2 separate regions of the Mus musculus genome follow, and region 1 is linked to region 2. A link is a contact called in ENCODE Hi-C or POLR2A ChIA-PET data. All regions are on one chromosome and are shown on one strand. The core of a region is the stretch at or near the end of the contact, and the rest is flanking DNA. Distances in the headings are between cores, read along the strand shown.

Region 1 (5,602 bases), core at 1,529-4,028, 34 kb after region 2:
TTTTAGTGCATTGACCTATGAAGGAAGAGATTTCTTCTGAAGGTCTGAACTTCAATGTCCAATAGGCTCCCAAGAATTCTGGTTTTCAATCTAACATAGACAAACAGCTACTTGGTATGAGAGACTAAAACCAGATTCTAATTCTTGGATAACTCAGTCAATGTGCACTGCCCCCCAGGACAGGGGTCCAGATAGAAGGTACAGACAAGTGTGTGTATGCATGTGAATGTGTGTATTTGTATGTGCATGTGTGTGTCTTAGCCCCAGAAGTTCCCAGACATCACCTATGCCATTTTCTCTCAGCATGTCTCCTCTAACACTGGCCACCAGGATGAATCCCAGACCCCAGACAGTCCTCGAAATCAGGGACAACAACTGGGCTGAGACCATCCATGGCTTCTCCTCTGTTCACATCCTAAACAAGACTGTCTAAAATTGCTTCTAGAAGCCTTCAGGAGCACAGGGTCATCGGCCCTGAAGATCCCAGCTTCCCTGTTGTTATTTGGGGTGTAGACACTGGGTGTTTGGGTTTGGCTTTAGTAATATTTAGACACATACCTTTCAGAGCTGTTTCAAACATACACTTTTTTCTCAGGGTGTCTGTATCACCCACTGGACTTGGGGCCTTGCTCCTTTGATCACTAATGAGAAACCCATTCAAGTGAAAACCTGAGGTTATTTCTCTGTATGTTTACCGTCACTGAGCCCATGATGAGAGAAGCTCACTTAACAATCTACCTCCCATCCAACAAGCACCTAGAGAGTCAGCCATTTACCATTCACTCACTTATCATTCCATCCATCCATTTATCCACCCCCACCCACCCATCAGTCCATCCATCCACCCTCCCACTAACTCATTTATTCATTCCTAACTATCCATCAGTCCATCCATCTATCCATCCATTCATCCATCAGTCCATCCATCCATCCACCCACCCACTAACTCACCCATTCCTATCCATCCATCCAACTACTCACCCACTCTTCAACCAATCTCCCATTTACTTATGCATTCAGACAACCATCTATCCATCCACTCAGACATCCAACCATTCATCTTTCAACCCACCCTCTCATCCACCTATTCACTCACTAATCCACTATCCACTCCTCTTCATCAATCAATCCATCTTCTCTTTCCTCTTTCGACCTGCCCTCTCATCTACCCACTCACCCATCTATCCATCCATCTACCCGCATGTCCTCCCACTTAGCCACCCACAAATTCATCCATTCACCCACCAAAACATTCAACAAATCCCCTCCCATGCTTTCATTCACACACACACACACACACACACACACACGCAACCAATCAACTCTGACCTTGACAATACAACTCCTTCCCTCATCTCGTGGAGAAAGTAATGTTCGAACCCAGGACAAACAACTATGAAGGTGAGGTGTGCATGGAGACAAAGAACCAGGAACCCCAAGGGGTCTCTTAGGCTTATCTTAGGCTGAATTTTCCCACCCCCAAAGGCTGGCTGATGCTTAACACCCCTGCCCAAACTCACAATCTATTATAAAGATCCAGAATCTGCAGCTATGAAACTTCCAGAAAGCAGGAGCCACCAGCACAAGCTGGCCTCTCTCCCCAGGCAAAGAGCAATGCTGTAGACCAAGAAGGCCCTACAGACTCCCCTAGACCAGCAGCTGAGCACCCCACCCCACACCCCCAAGGCTTCCTTCAGGCCTCTGCACTAGAGCTGGGAGGAGCCTTCTGTGCCTCAGGGAGACAGAGTGGAGGAGGGGTAGGGCATCTCTGTACTCCATTCCCCCAAGAGGCCAGAAAACACTGCCATGCACAGCCAACCCAAGTCTGCTCTCAGGAATGATTTAAAAACACACACAAGGTCTGACCTGTTTCTAGCCTGCATATCCTGCTTGGGAATCTGTAAGGCTCACTCAGGGAAGCCCACCGCCCCTCAGTGTGTCCTCTGAAGTTCCTGGGAAAGGGCTCCCAACGAGTCTCAATAGCATAGCCTGTGGGGCCTGTGGGAGAGACAGAGAGGGGGAGGACAGACAAGACAAGGTTGATGGAACTGTTGACAGGAAGAAGTAAGGATGAGGGGGAGAAGAAGGGGGGTCCTTGCTCAGAGCACTTCCGGCAGCTAGAGAAAGAGGGGTCTCTGTTGGAGAGGAAGGAAATCAGTCAATACTTTAGGTCAGTGGTTCTCCACCTTCCTGATGCTGTGACCCTTCAATACAGTCCCTCATGATGTGGTGAGCCCCCCGACCATAAAGCTATTTCATTGCTACTTCTGTAACATAACTGTAATTTTGCTACTGCTATGAATCATAATGTAAGTATCTGATATGCAGAATATCTGATATGTGACCCCCAAGGGAGTCATGACCCACAAGTGGAGAACCCCTGCTTTAGATAAACTCCAGGTTCCTTTCCTAGAGGCAAGTACGTTATTACATGGTTCTCCCAGGCTCTCTACCCTTCCTACTAAGTTGGTACCATCTAAGGATAGGGGTAGCTCTGGAGTGGTGTGGGAAAGACAGAAACCTCAGATCTTCCCTGGGTACAGGCCACCTTCTGACTTGAGTACTGGGAAGTGACCATGACCAGAAGACACCTGTTGGGACAGGAAGCCATGGTGGAACTGAGGCTAGACAAAGCAGCTAGAGAAAGAGCTTCAGGGAGGACCACTAAGCCCTGGTACTGGGCACAGATAGAAAGCCACTCCTCTCCAGGTTCCAGCCAAGCTCGGCCTCTGGGTTTCAGACCCACGCTGTGGCTGCTGTCTCACTAGGAGCAGGAGCTGGCCCTATCCTAGGGTTGCTGGGCTGCCAGGCTGTCAGGCTGCAGAACCGCCTCTATTTTTAGCCTGGCCTGCTTGTTTTATTTATTTGTGTTTTTGGCTCCTGTGCAAGAGATCTCTGAAGCTTTGCTCTGCCAGAGTGAGGCTTCACTCACACTCTCCCATGCAGGAGACCACACACTCCAGCACACACATGTGCATACACACACACACACACACACACACACACACACACACACGGACCAACATGCATAGATGCCCTCCTGTCTTCTTCCCCCTCCCCAGTCCCCAAGACCCTGCTGCTCCCCCCCACTGCCCTTCTTTACATAAAACACCCCTACTCCTGGTCTGATTTTGAAAATTAAAATGTTACAATGACCTAAAGTCCAAGGAAACCCGAGTGAATCCTCATATAAAGCCAGAAGTGGTTTCTGAAAGCACAGAATCCCTTGTTGTTGCCACCTGGGAGAGAGTGGTGGATGACATCTGTCTCATAGTGAGGTTACTGTGTGTCCCCACCACCTGGTAAGAGGAGCCCTTTGTGAGACATGGTTCCCTGGCCTGATTTTTTTGCCGCCACAATGTTGTGGTCCATGAAGAAGCCATGGGGATGCCAGGAAGCCAGACAGCCATGTCTGTACTTCCCCAAACCTTCAGTTTGCCTGTCCCAGCTGTGGGCTTTCAAAATGGGTGTCCCATCCTAGGCTGAACATCTTCTGTTAGCAGAGAGTGATTGACTAACATGGATTGGGGCCCCTGCCAGTTAGGTCTGTGTCTGGCCCCAGAGGGGTGTTGTGTGTGCATGCAGGGTGTATGTGTGTGGTGTGTGTATGTGTATGTGTGTGGTGTCTGTGTGTGTGTGACTTTTTCTTTTTTTGTTGTTGTTTTGAAACAGGCCTTTGCTGTGTGCATTCTATCCAGGCTGGTCTTGAACTCACAGTGATCCTCCTGCCTCAGTCTTCTGAATCCTGAAATTCCAGCCTGTGACACCATACATAGCTTCTGTTTGATTGAGACAGCATTACTCTGTAGCAAAGCTGAACAGGAGCTCTCAATCCTCCTTCCTCAGCCTCCCAAGTGCTATGGTTACTGAACAATAACAGCAAGCCTGGACTTACTTAGTTTTTTCCAATCCATCCATCCATCCACCCATCTTTACTTCCTTCCTCCTTTCCTTCTTCCCTTTCTCCTTGTCTCTTTATCTGTTCTTTTTTTCTGGTGCTGAGGTAGGCGCCTGGATTCCCTGCATTTGAGAGCACTCATCTGCCATGGATCCATCCCTTTTGAAGCTCCCTTTGGTCACTTTCTCCTAAGAAGAAGAAGAAGAAGAAGAAGAAGAAGAAGAAGAAGAAGAAGAAGAAGAAGAAGAAGAAGAAGAAACAAAAACAAGCAAAAATAAGTGGTCACCAAAGCCCAGCCCCTCCTCTGGCTGCTGTGCCCCCTCCATCACCCACCAGCCCTCCTCTGACACTATGTTAACCTGTGTGAGGTATGTGGGGTGTGTGTGTGTGTGTGTGTGTGTGTGTGTGTGTGTGTGTGTGTGTGTGTAGAGAGAGAGAGAGAGAGTGTGTGTGTAGTGTGTGTGTGTGTGTGTGGAGAGAGAGAGAGAGTGTGTGTGTGTGTGTGTATGTGTAGAGAGAGAGTGTGTGTGTGTGTGTGTGTAGAGAGAGAGAGAGAGAGAGAGAGAGAGAGTGTGTGTGTGTGTGTGTGTAGAGAGAGAGTGTGTGTGTGTGTGGAGAGAGAGAGAGAGAGAGAGAGAGAGAGAGAGAGAGTGTGTTTGTGTGTGTGTGTGTGTGTGTGTGTGTGTGTGTGTGTGTGTGTCCGTCCACTGGGCCAGGGCTCAGCAGGGTGAGTGGGCTACATGGACAGACTTGTAGGTGAGAAGCTTGACGTGGCTCTTTGGAAGAACTGACAGTTCAGGCCATAGAGCTCACAAGCTCTGCCCCCAGCAGCACACCCTGAGCAGAGCTGTCTGGCTTCGTCTCTCCAGGTCATTTACTGTTATTGTCAAAAGAGAGACTGGCCTTCAAGAGGCTTTGGACCTGAGAGTCTAGCACAAGATTTCTGTTCTTTCAGCCTGAGAGTGTAGCTCAGTTGGTAGAGCCCTTGCCTAGCATGTTTTAAGCCCTGATTCTATTCCGAGTACTACTCCTGTAATCCTACCACATGGGAGCTAGAGACAGGCAGCCCAGCAGTTCAAGGTCATCCTCAGCTACATAGCAAGTTCAAGACCAACCTGGATTATATTAAGCCTAGGACCAGACTCCAAACTTACTCCCTAAGCTGGGGCTCAGCCTGCACCTCAAGGCCCTGAAGGACTCAGGCTCTGCTTTACTGGGTCCAGTGCTCACTTTCTCTACCTTCTCCTGGGGTGGAGGATGTTCCCTCCTCAACCTGGTCTCCAGAGTTTGGGGAGCTCAGAATAGGCACCCAGGTTAGAGGCATGGGGTAGGGGAGGGTGCTTCCCTGGGAAGGACTAAAGGAACGGTTGCCCTTCTATCTGTGTTTATAGAGAGAAGAGGTTTTTACTCTTATTCAACAACAAGGGTTGGCTTCATGCCCCCACCACCTGGAGGTAAGAGAAACCTGGAAGATACGAAAGGACCCCTCCTTGCTCCTGAAAGGCCCCTGTCAGCCTGTGGAAGCTGTCTCCTGCTGTCTTCTCCTGACTCCTGAGCTGAGGAGGAATGGGTGGTTGTGGAAGTCAGTGGGGCAGCCCCCTGCCCTTCTGGGCCCTCAGCCAAAATTGCTTCTCCAGTGGCTGACACTCAGCTCAAGTGCCAGCTGCCTCAGCTGCCTCCTCACCAGAGCAGAGGGCATTCTTT
Region 2 (6,268 bases), core at 270-2,769:
CTGAAACCAAGGCAGCTTCGTAGGCAGCACCCAATCCCCCACCCAACGCAAACACCATCCACAAGCAGGAAACTGGAGGTCCTTGTAGCCCAGGAAACTATCAGGCCCTTGTAGCCCAGCCGCAGAAGACCCTGGAATTAGAAAGTCCTTAGTGGGCCGGCAACATGGATAAAAGGCACTTGCAGCCAAGCCTGACAACCTGAGTCTCATCTGTGTGACCCACGTAGTGGGAGGAGAAAATCGACTCCCGAAAATTGTCTTTGACCTCCACATGTGACCAGGTATCTGTGTCATCACATACATACATACATTCATACATACATACATACAAACAATAAATCAATTGAATTGTACTCAAGTTTTAAAAGGTAAAAATCCTTGAAGCAGTCTGCCCTTCCTGTTTCGCACCCGGGTCTCCCTCAAGGGAACCCACCCTGGTGCCTGGTGCTGATCCCTCCCCTCCCCAGTCAGCACGCAGCAGCTCTGCCTCCTCCTCTTTTGGAGCCGGGCAGCTGCAGACAGATGCACATGCATGGACACACATGCACATGCATGGACACACATGTACAGGGGTGCTGTTTTAAATAATCTCCCTCTGGGTGGTCTGCCAAGCACACAGTGTGGGTCACCAACTGTGGACAGCGGCCTCTCTGCCTCACACTCCCTCCCCCTTGTCCATTGAGTTGATGCCATTCATCCCTTCAGGGAATCTGGAGCCTGGGGTGCTTGAGAAATTTCTGAGGATAACAAGAGAGGAGGGAGTGAAAACCCAACACACTCATGCATACACGTACCCAATCTCTCTCTCTCTCTCTCTCTCTCTCTCTCTGTCTCACACACACACACACACACACACACACACACACACGAACACAGACATGCTCACACATGCTCATGCCTACCCTTCTCTCAGAGAGCCCTCTCCCTGCACCTGCATCTCACTTCCTTCAGAACTGATGGCTTCGCCCTCTTCCACGGCCGTGTCTGAAGCCCTCCTTTGTTTCTTCCTCCCTGTGTCCTGAGGATGTCCCTTCTGCTTTATTGTCAATACTCCTCTGAAGCATCTTCCTCACCACTTTGGAGGGTGACCTGACCCCTCTTTGTGGCAGTAGATCCATTAGTAGAAAGGAGAGAAAGGGACGGGTGGGCACAGAGGGCAAGGGAGTGGGCACCAGAATCTGGAGAGTTGGTATCTATTCCTCTCAACCCTCCCCTATTGCTGCCCAGACCCTGAGCGTCAAAGCCTCAGCTAATCAGACTTCTCAAATGTACACCTGAGCCCTCCTAACCTCTAGCCCAAATCACCTCTAAAACAATGTGACCCGCAGCAGCCACCTCCAATCTCCCCACCTTCCCTCCACTCTGGGAACAGCCCCTCTCCTTCCCAAATCAGCCTCCCTGAGGGCAAGGGCATAGCCAGGCTGGGCAAGAGATTGAGCCTAGCTCTCCCTCCTCTCCCCTCCCCGCTCTGCTTCCTGCTCTCTAGATCTGCTTGTAACTGACATTTTCCATCTGACAGGTCCTGTTTTCCCTGCCTCCGGTTGCCAGGGCAACAAGTGGAGAGGACGGCAGCCAGGGAGACTTTAACTGCCTTTTCAAGGCGCCCTGGACATAAACAGCACTTTCCATAATGGAAGCCCAGCATCAAGGTTTTAAAGAGCCAGGCAATACAGCTGAGGGGGAAAAAAACAAAACATAGGGATTGGGCAAGCCACCCCTGCTGGTCACTGTGAGAGACAGAGAGACAGACACAAAAGAGTGCTCTCCCTGAGAGGTCTGATCCTCTGCCTGACCCATAGCTCCAGACCCTGCTGCCCCAATGCCTTCTGTGACACCAGAGATCTCCACAGCCATGCTTCTGCCTGTGACACGGGGTGTCATCTCACTGAGGCACAGGGAGCTCTAGCATGACCTCACCTTCTGGGAATAATACCAGGGAAATGGCTCACTGAATAGAGAGCCTGCCTTGCATGAGAGAGGATCAGAGTTCCAGACTCAGCACTAAGGTTTGACAATCCACAACTCTAGACAGCGGAGACCAGAGGGCCCTTGGGGCTCACTGATGACCAGCCAGTCTAGCCAATCAGGGAGCTCCGGCTCAGTAAGAGACCCTGTCTCACAAAATAAGGTGCAGGCTAATTATTCAGAACTCTATCTCGTGGTGGCACACGCCTTTAATCCCAGCACTCGGGAGGCAGAGGCAGGTGGATTTCTGAGTTTGAGGCCAGCCTGGTCTACAAAGTGAGTTCCAGGACAGCCAGGGCTATACAGAGAAACCCTGTCTTGAAAAAAACCAAAAAACCAAAAATTCTCTATCATGAACTCTCAAGAAACAGCAGATGTAAGCTTGGAGGAGGCTCATGGCCCCCGTGGCCCAGATAACCTTTGCTGATAGCTTTTAAAAAGCAAAGCCATACAAGGCTGCAGTGCTGGCTCATTGGCTGAGAGCATGCCTTGTTCTTTCTTTTTTTAAGATTTATTTGTTATTGTACATAAGTACACTGTACCTGACTTCAGACACCCCCAGAACCACCATGTGGTTGCTGAGATTTGAACTCAGAACCTTCGGAGGAGCAGTCAGTGCTCTTACCTGCTGAGCCATCTCACCAGCCCCCGCATGCCTTGTTCTTACACAGGACCTGAATACCATTCCTAGTACCTACATAAGGTGGCACACAACTGCCTGTATCTCCAGCTCCAGAGACTCTGTCATCACCTTCTGGACTTCACAAGCACCTGTCCTTAAATGCACAGACACACACATCATACATACATACATACACATACACAAATATATATATATGTGTGTATATATATATATATGCACACACACATACATACACATATACATATATAAACACACACAAATACTCATATACTTATGTACATATATACACACACATACATACACATATACACATACATATATATATACACATACTTGCAAACATATACACAAATATACATATAAACACACATTTATACACATATACACATGTACATATATACACACATACATACACACATACATATATATACAAACATATACATGTACACATATACATATATAGACACACATGTACACATACATATACACACACACATAATTAAAAATGAAATACATGTATTTTCAAAAGCTATGCAGCCCAGCACCCCACACCCTTTCCTCCTAGTACTGAGCATTGAACTCAGAGGCTCACATACTCTGGGCAAGAGAGCTCTGCCCCAGCAAAGTCCTCTGCTCTTTTATGCTTTGATTCAGAGATTACATGCACCCTGCCAAGCAGAGCTTCACAGGCAGCTAATTCACCACTGCGGGTGGAAAGAGACTTTCTGTCTCCTGTCCCAAGGCGATTCATGAGGACTTGTCTAAAGAGTAGGCAACCGTGGAGCTGGCCAGCCAGGGCTGGGTGACACCAGAGGTGGGGGAGGTGAGACAGGGAGCAGCAGGGTTCTGGCTGGAGGAAGGCCTGGTCCCAGAACAGCAGGCTAGGTAGGTCATGAGTGGGCAGCAGAAGTCTAAATAGGGAGGGAGGGAGGAGGCAACCTCAGAGCCAGTCAGAAGGGCCAGGCCAGGGCTTGTCTAGCATCCCAGGCAGTGACAGCTGAGAAGGTCACACTGGTTTCCATCACAGAAGCTGGAGAAGGCCCCAGGCGGCTCCCGAGAGAGAGACAGGTGAGGCTAACAAGGGTGAACGGGTTCAGGGTACTGCAGTTAGGACTTGGCAAAAAATAAATCAATTGAAATTTAAAAATTTTTTTAAATCCTGCTTTTGGGTTTCTTCCTCCATTCACTGGCCTGCTTCCCTTCCCTTCTTAGGAGTATTTCCTCATCTCTTGCTTTTAAAAATCTGTGTTAGTATTTTTACCTGCATGCATGTATGTATGTGCATTGTGTGAAGGCCAGAAGAAAGCGATAGATCCCCTGGACCTGGAGTGATTAATGGAAGGTTGTGAGCCCCTATGTAGGTTCTAGGTGCTGAGCTTAGGTCCTCTGCAAGAGCAGCCAATACTCTTGACCACTGAGCCTTCTTTTTTCCCTTTCTTAATAAGCTATTTCTTGTCTGTGTCTAACTTAAAAGACACAACTTTTTCTCTAACTCTCCTGGTGGCCGCTAGGATTTTTGCCTACCCTATATTTTCTCTTAAACGCTAATAACACAGTTCTTGGGCTTAGAATGAAAATGAAGACACCCCTGCCCCAGACCAGCTGTTGCATGACTGTGGAGAGATGCTGAGCGATGGACAGGAGATGGGAGAAGGGCAGGGGTAAATATGGCCACTGGATGGAAGCCAGGGGCTTTGTAAGGAATGGATCAAGGCAAAGCTCTGGGCAGATGCAGGACAGGTCACTGTCCACCCAACTCAGGTCCCAGAGTCTACCCAGAGTCTCCCATCTTGCCTGTGGGACAGATTAGATAGGACAAGGCCTTAAAGCTCAGCCATCATCTCTATCTCTTGTTCTATGGAGATGCAGGCCGTGGCTTCAGAGATGCTGGTACCATGCACTAAGACAGTCTGTGGATTTTTAACTCATGGAACTCATGGTTTAGGAGTCATCGTAGAGGCAACCTGTCCCAGGTAAAGGGACAGCCAACCAGCACTGACATCTATGAAGGGTCGACTCACATGAAGCTTGTTCCTTTGAGCATGTACTGGGGGATTTGAGGTGTCCTCCAGGCACCCCAGGAGGACCAGAGCAGCCCAGGAAGTGAGGAACAGCTGGAAGCTGAAAGGGCGGGGCTCTGGGAAACACAAAATCTTGCCAGAAGCAAAGGAGGCTGAGGAATTAGCATTGGGAATACCAAGTTCATCTAAGGAGACAATGTTGGGGTGGGGGGAGGGGCGGGCGGGACGTTTCATTATCCAGGTGGCCAAAGCCCAAGGGAGAATACTGACTGTGCTCCTCATTTGCATTGAGTGTTCGCATTTCCAGAGTGTGTCCCCTTCCATTTCTTTCACTACAGCCCTGCAAAAGGAGCAAGGAGGGAGGGAGGGAGGAGAGGGGGAGGGAGGGAGGGAGGAGAGGGGGAGGGAGGAGAGGGGGAGGGAGGGACAGAGAAAGGGAGGGAGCCTGAAAGAAGGAAGGCAGGGAAGGGAGGGAGGGAGGGAGGGAGGGAGGGAGGGAGAAGAAAGGGAGGGAGGGAGAAAGGGCGGGAAGGCATGGACCACCTGTCTTTACACACACAAAGCACAGCTCACTGAATGCATCATCAAATGATTACAACAGGAAACTGAGGCCCTGGGCACTGGAACAGCTGCCCCATGGGACAGCCAGAGGAAGGAGAGGCTCACAAGGGTGTCTGTACCATCTGAGTCACGGCTCCAATTAGTTCCCCCCTAGAAGTCTCCTCAACAGTGATGATGCTCAACATGGAGTAGCACAGATGAAGGCTCCTATCAGGCTCATGCTCTACTTTACAGCAGAACGAAAGCTGAAGTGGGAATCAAGGGTCAGGCTGAGGGGCTGGAGAAGTGACTCAGCCATTGAGAGCACTTGTTCTTGCAGAGGACCCATGTTCAGTTCCCAGCACCCACATGGAAGCTCACTACCACCCATAACTCCAGCTCCTGGGGGCTTTCCACCTTCTTCCTGACTCCAAAGGCACCAGTCATACACAAGCTGTGCAGACATACGTGTAAGGAAAACACTAGTACACATGAAAGAAAGAGAAAATAAAATAATATTTTTTTCAACCATGTTTAAGAGCCTGTGAAGGTAGCTAGGTTGGTAGCATGCTTGTCTAGCAGGTACAAGGTCCCCCAGTGCCTCATAAAGCAGGTATGTGGCACACACCTGTAATCACAACACTGGAGAGGCATAGGGAGGAGGAAGAGGAGGAGGAGGAGGAAGAGGAGGAGGAGGAGTTACACAGCAGCTTAGAGACCAGGCTAGCTATAGGAAATACTATCTACACTGACAACAACTCCAGCTAAGGAGGATCCCAAGATCAGAAGTTTCAACTTTTCCCAGGACTAGTGGGGACAAAGCACGGGCGTGTGGTAGACTAAATGCTGACATCTTAACTCCCTAAGCCTGTGAATAGGGCTGGCTTGGAAGCAGTCTGCAGGTGCAGTTGCTCTGCAGAGCATAAAATGAGAGCAGTTGGTGGATCCTAAACTCCATCTCGAGGGTCCTTGTGAGTCACAGGCAGATGGTGATGGGCAGACAGACATGTGGCCATAGAGGCAGAAATTGGAGGGATGCAGTCACCAGCCAAGGAACACAGCAACCATCACAGTAGGAAGAAGCAAGGAGGGTTCCTCT

Evidence for each region. Hi-C counts contacts between places; a loop is a spot of excess contacts on that map. ChIA-PET counts read pairs that join two places held with the same protein, here RNA polymerase II (POLR2A).
Region 1: a map of heart shows a loop between it and region 2 (2.3-fold over the local background). The contact joins two enhancer-like sites. A Hi-C loop is called at or near these places in 2 of 37 maps with a recorded cell type or tissue (gastrocnemius and heart). POLR2A ChIA-PET finds 5 or more read pairs at or near these places in 3 of 5 experiments (Patski and embryonic stem cell).

The regions. Positions count from the first base shown.
Region 1 is chr11:117,572,182-117,577,783 of GRCm38, forward strand. No RefSeq gene overlaps it. Among named protein-coding and RNA genes, the nearest start is that of Gm51933, 6.3 kb to the left of the region's middle. Within about 2 kb of position 2,779, at least 2 of the 3 ENCODE cell types and tissues checked have a DNase peak (open chromatin) inside an H3K27ac peak, as active enhancers do; they include gastrocnemius and heart, where a contact is called at or near this core.
Region 2 is chr11:117,539,888-117,546,155 of GRCm38, forward strand. No RefSeq gene overlaps it. Among named protein-coding and RNA genes, the nearest start is that of Gm11734, 20 kb to the left of the region's middle. Within about 2 kb of position 1,520, at least 2 of the 3 ENCODE cell types and tissues checked have a DNase peak (open chromatin) inside an H3K27ac peak, as active enhancers do; they include gastrocnemius and heart, where a contact is called at or near this core.